2 separate regions of the Mus musculus genome follow, and region 1 is linked to region 2. Evidence: chromatin loops called from intact Hi-C (ENCODE). Cell type or tissue: heart. All regions are shown on one strand. Region 1 has its middle 24 kb from the start of Gm16578. Region 2 overlaps LOC115488208 (a long non-coding RNA gene).

Region 1 (5,000 bases), 56 kb before region 2:
TCAGGGACTTGCTGGCTCGGGAGAGCTTGCTTCACCTTATCAACGCAGGATAATGTTTCCTAGCCCATCCAAAATGACCTTCTCCGTTTTGAACTCAGTTGCACATTACCAGCTGGTTAAAATATCAGCTGCTTGCAGCACCTGAATGAAACCCTTGGACTTGGGGGAGTAACAAGGATATCTTTTGCATGCTAATAAAGGACTGGTATCCAGAAACCGTGGCCTGGCTTCAGCATAGGTACTAGTCACTAAAAAGACCAAGGTATGACTCTCAGTCCCTTCCCCCAACATCTGGGGAAGGGGAAGAGACAGGAGGTTAAGTTTTCATTGATGGTTCAGGAAGTACTCAATCATGCAGGAGTAACAAACTATCCATAAAACCCAAAAAGACACGTTTGTTGAATCCCCAGACCCCTGAGTTCATGCAGACCCCCATGGAGAGGCACACCCAACGCTCCAAGTCCATGTCCCCATGCCTTGTCCTGTACATCTCTCCACCTGCTGCTCAGCAGCAAGTAAGAAGCCAGTAAACATGTTTTCCTGCGTTATGTAAGCCCCATTTAACAAAGTCACCAAACCCAGGACGGTGTCCATGAAACCAGCCTGCAGCCAGTGTGTCAGGAGCTCGGGCTGCAGCAGCTACCGCCCCCTCCAAACAGACTATGTCTGTACTGAATTAAAGGAGCCTGTGGCAAGAATCTGCAGGACTGCTTGCTCAGAAAGCAGAAATCTTTATGGTTCTATTAACTAGAGACACAGAAGGGTTTTCCATGTTCCTGGGAATAAAATAAAATGGCAGAGAGGTCTTTTCTTCTCTATAGCCTTTGTCTCAGTCAACACACACCTAGGTGATTCATGGAGACTGTGAGGGTATTTGCTCAAGGTACCAGAGAGAGTGGGGAGTGGGAGAGCAGGACACTAGAGAGCAGGAAGGACCTTAATAGAGGGTATCACACAACAAGAGCGAGCAAGTCTCTCAGCTCAGCCCATCTCTCCTCAGAAAGCTGTAATAAGGACAGAGAGGCCTACCCTCCTGTCCGCCCTCCTACCCATCTTCCTGCCCATCCTCTTGCCCACCCTCCTATCCACTCTCCTGCCCAACTTCCTGTCCACCCTTCTGCCCACCCTCCTGCCCACCTTCCTGTCCACTCTCCTGCCTACCTTCCTGTCCACCCTCCTGCCCACCTTCTTCTCCACCCTCCTGCCCACCTTCCTGCCCACCCTCCTGCCTACCCTCTTGCCCATTCTCCTGCCCACCCTCCTACCCACCCTCCTGCCCACCCTCCTGTTTCACTCAACCATGTTTGCCCCCCAAGTTCCCAGCCTCCAAATACCGTTGACCCATGATCTTGGAGATTAAACCTTCTGACACATAAACCCTGGTGACAAATATCATAGAAACCTTTGTCATGTTCAAATGATCCAAAGCAAGGATCACCACACCATCCTGCACTCAGAGAGCTAGTTATACCAGGACACAAACACCAGAAGTATGGGCTGTTGGAGAGCCTGCCTACCTGCACTGGCTCAGCTCATGACTTCCGGTTATGGGGGTGGTTAGGATGTTGCTTTTCCAAGCTCTACAAAACTTAAGCTCAGAATCGCCCTTTGCTAAGAAGCCTGTGAGGCTCCTGTTCACCACACCTCAGGTCCCATCTTCGAGGACTCAGAAGAATCCCCGTACCTCCTACTGTGCCAAGCCCAAGGCTGTGCTCTCTGAGCTGCTCCCAAGAGTTGAGTGCTCCCCAGAGCACTACCCAGCATCCTGGACAGATAAGTAAAGCCCAATTCAAAGGGAGCTTCCGTGAAGGACAGAAATTACCACCTCCAGTTCCAATTACCAGCTGAGCTAATTGCAAAAGTAATTGCAATTGAAGGGTCTAATTATGAGGCTGGGCCAGAGAAGCATTTCCTCCCTTCCGCCTCTGAGTACCCGCCCGCTCCCTCCTAGGGGGCTCAGACAGGGTGGAAACCCCATCCTGAGAGAATGGGGGCCTAGCCTGTGCCCCAGGGGCCAGACTAGTAAAGCAAAGCCAGATTTCTTCCTACCCCCATAAGGAGTTTCCACCCATGAGGGGGGCCTCTTCCGTTGTCTTGTACCACCTAGCCCATTACTGGGCCACTGAGAGCCAGGAATTATGAGCACCAAGTTCTTCAATGTCAATACCCATACCTGGGTATTTCTTACCCTGTCCTTCCCTGTGGACACTGTGTGTTGTCATTGTTGGAACCCTGTCAGAATGGCCCCTCCAACTGCCTTGGGGACTGGGATCGAATGGCTCATCTGGTCCAGGATACCCAACCTCGCCCTTGGATACCCCCAAGCTCAGCTCACAGACAACCCAGAGGAGGTGTTCATAAATAAGCAGGGCACACGAGGGTCAGCTAAGGGGGTCTAGAGTCAGCAGACCTTCCTACCCAACTATAGCTCCAACCAGCAACTCCTCTCAGGAGGCTCTGCCCCTTAAGAGATCTTCTTGAGCTGCCAGTCTTGTTGCCTTGTAGAGATTCAGGGCCAAGGAAAGGCCTGGGCTCACCTGATAACAGGATTAGGGACTGTCTGTCCATAGTGCCATGGACTGGGGGACCAAGCCTTTAAACATGGGGACCTTCTATATCCAAACTACAGCATTTTCCCATTTATCTAGGGCTCCCATCATGCCCAGGACTGTGGACATCTATCTGTGGGTCTAATCATCCTTTGAGGCTGGAGCAAAGGCTGTGCCCATCCTTCATCATTTCAGCAGGGAAAATTCAGGTGTCTCAGTTGACAGTTGTAAATTAATTAGTAACAAGTGTATATACCGTGAGTAAACAAGACCTGCAACAGCTACAGTGTGTCTCGGCATGCTGAAACAGTCATTTCTCCAGAAACTAGAAGCCATGCCACTAGGCTAGGCTCCAACACACCCACGGCTACCAGCTTGAAAGTCCCAGCCAAACTGCCAGCACCCAGAGCATCAGGGCATGAGCATCCACCAGGGGGCAGAGCAGGACCATAATACCCATTTGGCTAGAGCTGGCACCACCTAAACAAGGCAGAACCACCCCAGGTGAGGGTTACAGAGTCTTAGCTACTAGGTTAGACAGAAGGAGACCAAGGCTAAGGAGACAGGCAGAGGCAGCATCAAGTCATCCTATCTACGCTGTGGGAGTTTTAAGTAAATTCTTTCCACCTGGAGTCATGGCTTCCCTAACGTGTGTGTAAGATTGTTTTTAATGTCCTTAAGAGTTTCTTGGAGACATTCATCTGCCAAACACAAGTTAGTAATGGGCTAAATCACTGTTCAATTTCTAAAAGATGCCGCGTTAATCTGACTTCGGCTTGGGAGAGGGGGAAACACCAATCCCAAAGCTCTGTTAGGAAAAGTGTTGATTAATTGACTGTTAACAATGATCTGAGCTACAACCAGAAAAAGACAACCCAGGCCATTTCTCAATCTTATATTGAAGAGAGATGAGAGGATAGTTGAGCAAGGCTTCTGAGTGCCAACTGAATTAGCCGTTAGGGGTTTCTCACCTAACAAGAGTGGAGTGCCGGCTGAGGGGTCTGCACCATTTCGTCTCTCCGCCGCCTCTCAGCAGCCCCGGGACTGTGGGGCCAGCACAGTCTATGTGTGTCCTGCGCTATGGTGCTTAGAGGAAGGCTTTGAGAAATACTGACCGTTCCACTGTCTGCCTCAGCTTCGGTCTGCATCATCAGGAAACGCTGACTGCAAGCTCTGAACACTGACTTGAGTAAAGTTAATCTATCAGGAAGCTGAGAGGAAACAAGGGGAGCCTAGAGGGTTGGATTCAGCAAGTCTGAAGCAGCCTGGGGTCGGAGGGAGGGGGTCAGGGCGCTTCTTCTCTCAGGGTAATCGCTTTGCCTCTGTGATGGACGATCTGTGATCAGCCGTGAATCTAAATGTCTGGTGTCTGCTCACACGCAACCTCGGCGGGCTAGCTTGGAGAATGCCACTCATAATGAAGAAAGAATAGGTCCTCCAGGGAGTAGGGCAAAGGATCTGAGGAACCCAGGGCCAGCCAAGGTTCATGTCACAAGCTAAATCAGCGAGTCTGCGCTGGGAATCAAGCCCCCAACACACACACACACACACACACACACACACACACATGCTTTCTGGTCCCTGAGTCTGACTCTGTATCACCAAACATGGAAAGGTGGGCCTGGGGAAGGAACAGGCAGTGTCCTTTCTTGGGGATGAGCAGAGTTCAATGAGAGGCTTGTGGAAGACCAAGTAGACTGAGTGAATGCATGGGAGGTATCGGGAGAGACAGAGCCCTCTGTGCAGAAATATGAGCCTCAGCTGTTGCTAGTCCCAGCGCTGACAACTATTTCCTGAGTGAACACTGCCAAGCCCTGGGAGTCTCCAAGTCCAGCTGTATCATCAGTAAAGATTTTCCTGGACAAGCTCACGTGCCCTCAGGCAGCTCTCTGGCCAGCAGTGCTTCCCTTACCAAGAACAGGAATGTAGCTTCCGTGGTGACAACACTCAGCTATCCTGAGCACACTCACACATGTACACACTTTCTCTAATTGCCAGGCTCTGGTGCAACAGGGGCCCTAGGCACTGCTGGTCATTAAATGGCAAGTTCCCAGAACCAGGGGAGCTGGCTTCCCAGGAGTTGATTCCCCCATTCACTAGCTGTGTGGTCCTGGGAAAGTGGTGGATGTTAAAGCTCAGAGGAATCTGCGTCCCTCGGGTCCAGCTCTCCACCGGCAGCAGACCCAGGCCACAGATTCCAGGATGAGACATCTGGAGAGAAGGTGACTCAGTGCAGCCCAATCCTGCCACTGGAGACTCAGCCAACATGTGGGTCCAGAGTTCTATTTATATCCAAAGGTGGTATTTACCAAAATCATATGTTGGTACAGAAAGAGCTTTTATGAAATTAGACCTGGGGAATATATGGGTATTCAAGCCCTATAGAAATCTCTGATATCCCCACAGACGAATTAAAAAAAAAAATTAGCCCAGAGAGGGTTTTTTGTTTTT
Region 2 (5,000 bases):
ATGTACTTGTGAGTTCTCCATGACAGACCATGTCTCTCAAAGTTCATGAATTAGAAACAGACTTCTTAAGACACTGAAGCAGGCAATATCTATGGAAGGCATTAGCTCACCATGGTTCTATAACTCATAATGGACAATGCCCACTGTAACAGAGCTTGATGTTAGAAGGTTCTCTCTTTCTCCCTGTCTCTCTCCTTTCCTCTTTCATTCCTTCTCTCATAGAATAACATAGCAAAAAGGCCTTTGCAGACCCCTCTGTGTTGGACTTTCCTGCCACTCCAACAATGACCCAGACCATTTCTGTTCATGATGAATTGCCTAGTCTGTGGCATATCCCATTATTGCATGATAAATTGACCTGAGAGCCTCTCCTGGCTACTTTTCCCTACTAAGGATCTCTATGTGCCCCTCTTGTTGAACCTTCTCTGGTGACTTCAGAAGTGATTTCATAGTCACCCACACAGCAGCCCCAGCCTCCCCAAAGATGAGTCTGTGGTGTGCATATTAAGATAAAATCTGCTCAGAATGCTCACAGCTGGTCACACCACAGTCCCCTAAAGACAGCTGGAGGCATGGAAGAAGGGCAGGCATTGTGGCACATGACTGCAGTCCCAACATTTGGAAGGTGGAGGCAGGAGGAGAAGCCGGCTGTGCAACATGAGACCCTGCCTCCAAATGAGAGCATATGGGAAGACTGGGTAGGCCTTGTGCAAATTCAACACATTTTATGGGAGAAATCTGAGCATCTTCAGGGTTTTGTATCAAGTTCCTAGAACAGATCCCCCCATGGATAACAAGGAATGGCTGTCAATTTATTCCAGAGAGTAGTAATGACTAAAGAACTGAAAGTTGATTGTCCGTACAGCAAAGGAAAATTGTAAATAAAGTCAATGATATCATGATATGATGCTATTGTCTACGAACGTATTGGACACACTTTAATTAAACACATGGTCAGAGATGGCCTCCTTGACAGAGCGGCATTTGAGTTTTGAGCTAAAACACAAATGACTAGAAGGATTCAGCCCTGTGAGAGACGATGATGAGGGTGGCAAGCAAAGAAAATAGCAACTTTTTTTTTAAGCAGCTCAGGGTGGAAATTGAGGTCATTGGAAGGGAAGTTGGTGACTCAGAGGACAAGTGTTGGTGTTAAAGCTGCCAAATGGGGCCTTTGAGGCTGCGAGGAAAATATGGAAATCAAATGAGCAGTCGCATGAGGAAAAGGGAGTCCCCTGCCTTTGCAGTTACAAGTGAACAACTATTGTGTGCTAGGTGCTGGAGATCCCGAGGAAAATGTGGACCCAGCTTTTACAAGGTCGGTAGCTGGGGTGTAAATAATTATAATATACGACCAAACATCTAGTAAAAAGATTTATAGGGTGACCCTCCAGCAGGAGAGATTTCACTGACACTAGAACACTTCACTTTGTGGATTAAATCTAAGTAGTAAGGTTGCTGCCAAAAGGTACGAGACCTGGGTGCTAAGGCCCTGGATGAGTCTGCTCAGGGTCCTGTCTCACGTTGAGAACCAGGAAGACTCGGTCTTTTGCTAGTGAATGGCCTTAAATATCCTATCTTCAGAAAGATCTCCCTGGGGGACGGTTAATGACACATCCGAAGGAGATACCAAAGACAACTGAGCGGAGCCTACAGCTGAACAGGTAGGTGTACAGATATGGAGAGAGGGGGAAAGAGATTTCCAAGTCGAGATGTCCTAGCAACAGACACCCCCACCCCGTGTCCACAAACTTCAAGACAGAGCTACGAGTCTAGGGAACTCCCCTGTCTCCCTCTTGCCTTCCCTGCCGTTTCTTCTGCCACTCGCTGTTGTCCCAGCAGCCAGCCCCCGCCTCCCTTCTCAGGAAGCTCGGGTCTCCCTGGGAGCCTGGCTGCCCTTGGGGGAGGCCTCTGAGCTGTGTGCCCTGCAGCTCCGCTAGCTTTCGGGGTGACATTAGAGGGGCTCTGCGCCCCCCGCGTGGCTCGCGCTAAGCCCAACAGGAGGGAGCCTCTCGGCGGAGGAGTGAGGAGGACGGGAGGGAGAGGCGCGCCAGAGCCTCGGTCCCGGGCGCCCTGGTCGGCCGCGGAGGAACTGCAGCCTCCAACAGGTTCGTAAACCGCGCTCGCTCAGCGTCGCCAGCCGAGTGGCCCGGGGAGACCCTGGCCGAGGGCCCGCGCTGTCCGTAGCCCTGAGCGCCGCCGCTCCGGCCTCTCCCTCCGCAGCGCTTTCTGTCCCCCCCCACCCCCCGCACCCTTCCACACCGCCCGGGGGACAGCTCCCGGCTCCGGCGGGGCTCGGCGCGCAGCGGGTCCGAGCGGCCCCCGGGGCTCTGAGCTCTCTCACGGGGACTCGCCGGGACGCGGCATCCCGGCCGCGACCCACGGAGCGCAGCGCCAGGGCCTGAACGCTCCCGGGGCGAAAGGCTTGCCCTGTCGGGGACTCCCGTTCCTCCCCGAGCGGCAGCGCGGGCGCGCTGGACCCAGGCCTAGTCACCGCTGCGGCCCCATCCTGGGTCTGCGGTCCCCGGGGCCTGGCGGAGCAATGGCGGGGCTCAGCTAGGACTGGGAGAGAGGGTGGAGGGGACCGGCACAGGAGGGTCCCCGGCTCCAGCGGGGCGAGCTGGGCCTAGTCTGCACTGGGAGGCAGGAGTGCGCCGCCCCCCTTTCCTGCAAACGGCCACCCCACCTCCGGGTGGCGGACTCGGGAGAGACCAACCCAGAAGCCTGCGGCTGCTGGCTGCCACCGCTGGTCTGCCCGGAACATCCCTAGAAAGTGTGAGGCTGAGTTTCCGTCGGGGAGGAGGGGGAAGGGGCTGAGAAACAACAGGGAAGCCTCTGGAAGGAGCGGGGCAGAGGCAGGCTCCCCTCCTTCTGGTCCAGGGCTCCACCCCCACCTAAAGAAAAAAAATCCGAGCTTGCCAGCAAGGGAGGAAGCCGAAGCGACCGGGGCAGCAGGTAGCAAAAGGCGGTTTTGCTCTGAGAGAGACTACAATTAACGAGAAAAGAGGCTGAGCCTGAGAAGCTGGGAGGTTCCCAGACAGGGAAGCCAGCTCCTGGGCAGAAAACCAACCAGAGAAGAAAGATCTCCTCTCGGGAGTTGAAGCTGGGAGGGCCCTCGTGTCACGTGACCCTCTAGTGCTCTCAAAGATTCTCTCGCAGGCAGACAGGGCCTAGGGAGCAGAGGTGTCCCCTAAAAATCACTCAGCAATTTAGTAGTAGAATTGAGCCTAGAACCCAGGCAGGCTCCTTAACTCCTGGAACCATACGGACCCAGACGCGGAAGAACAGGTGGCCTCTGCTCTGAACCCAGCCTCAACTTTAGCATTTGGTAGCACACAGCGACGGATAAATAACCTCCTGAAGCCTCCTTGACTATTCAAGAGGGGTGATAGCGTGAGCAGTACACACTGGGTTAAGGCTTAATGTCATAGCTATGTAGTGAGTTTAGTGCGGTGCCTGGCACATTAGAACTGAAAATAAATAAACCGAGTAGCTGTCATCATTAATTATTCCTTCTGAAAACGTGTTCGGGGACACATTTTGGGAGGATGAAGAAGTGCCCCAAGGATGCCACAGGCCAGCAGAGGAAGCAAAAAGTAAAATTAAAATATGGTGTGATAAGTACTCAGGCTAGTAAACAAGGCTGTGGGACTTCGGAGGCAGGAGTGTTGGATTGTGGGAGAAAAGAGATGGCAGACAGATGGAGCTGTGTACAAAGGCCTGGAGGTATGAAATTACAGCTGCCCGGGTGATGTCACCATGTCAGAAGGTCCCCAGGATGGAAGGCTGAGGCCAGTCCCCAAAGTGCCTTTTCTGGATGGAGTGTTTCAAGTATATTTATAATAGAGGGGGAAAAAATAGGAGCTAGGGACGTGGCTCAGTCTTTAGGGCAGCAGTGGCACATGTGCCAAGCCCTGGGTTTGATCCCCAGTGCCACATAAACCTGGCCAAGGAACACAGGACTGTAATCCCAGGTGGAGGCAGGAAGATCGGGGATTCAAAGTTATCCTTGACTACAAAGTGAGTTCAAGGCCAGTCTGTACCTCAGGAGACACTAGAGAGGGAGGGAGCAGGGCAGGGGGATGACACCGCCCAGCTTCAGTAGCTGACCAATTTAACTTCCCCTATACCTATATTCACTCTCATCACACATACATACATACATACATACATACATACATACATACACACATACCACACATGCACTGGGTACATACACATACATACACCACCACCACCACCACATACACACACCATGTACACATACCACATATACCACAGACATCACACCACACACCATACACACACAACACACAACATATATCACACACTCACCACCACTACTACCACCACATATATACCACCCACATATACACAATACACACCATACATGCACACACCACATACACACACACCACACCACATACACAGCACACACACACACTGACTTATTTTTGAAAAAGCCTAAGACATCACGTAAGACTTCATATCATTGTATGCAGAGATATTTTCAACATCAGTAACCCCTTTCTGTCACCCAGACATCTGGGCCACCTTAGATGTTATTAAATCTTGACTGTCCTGCCTCCTCTGGTACTCTCCAGTTCTCAGCAGGAAGTTTTAAGGAATAAGCCATATTGTGCTGACACATACATTAGAAGAAGCTACTTTGAGAAGAGTCAGAAGATGACAAACATTACGCAGACAGAATTGTATGACGATGGTACACCAGCCAGTGTCCAGAAAGAAAACCAAAACACTAATAGAGTCCTGTGAAGAAAAACTGAGTTTCCCCTTCAAGTGGCCTTCATTGTGAATTCATACAGTGGGGGTATGGTGATCAATAAGTCACTTTTACTGAATCATGGGCATCCCCTGTATCTTTGAATGGATCACACATACAGCTTTTCAGCTCACTGTTTGCCTAGATGTGTGCTTTGGCTTTCCTGGTACATGCAGAGTATGCTATTTCCTTCCCCCACTCTAAAATAGGGCAGGGGATG

The links. A loop is a pair of places that touch in the nucleus more often than their neighbours do. Peaks named below come from ENCODE experiments on the same cell type or tissue, not always from the same donor. Only the 100,000 strongest peaks of a DNase experiment are listed, where the experiment ranks them.
Region 1: a loop joins it to region 2, with 2.1 times the contacts of the local background. A loop is called at or near these places in 6 of 42 quality-filtered maps.

Annotation. Positions count from the first base shown.
Region 1 is chr13:54,244,774-54,249,773 of GRCm38, forward strand. No RefSeq gene overlaps it. Among named protein-coding and RNA genes, the nearest start is that of Gm16578, 24 kb to the left of the region's middle. In heart, a CTCF peak has its summit at 2,981 (motif pointing right); DNase peaks (open chromatin) are centred at 2,968 and 4,508; H3K27ac peaks cover 573 bases; H3K27me3 peaks cover 1,566 bases.
Region 2 is chr13:54,300,744-54,305,743 of GRCm38, forward strand. The region is part of intron 2 of LOC115488208 (a long non-coding RNA gene); the gene reads right to left. It also overlaps a transcript of Cplx2 not described here. Among named protein-coding and RNA genes, the nearest start is that of Gm40955, 20 kb to the left of the region's middle. In heart, CTCF peaks have their summits at 2,065 and 2,690; DNase peaks (open chromatin) are centred at 1,178, 1,948 and 2,978; H3K4me3 peaks cover 2,404 bases; H3K27ac peaks cover 2,612 bases.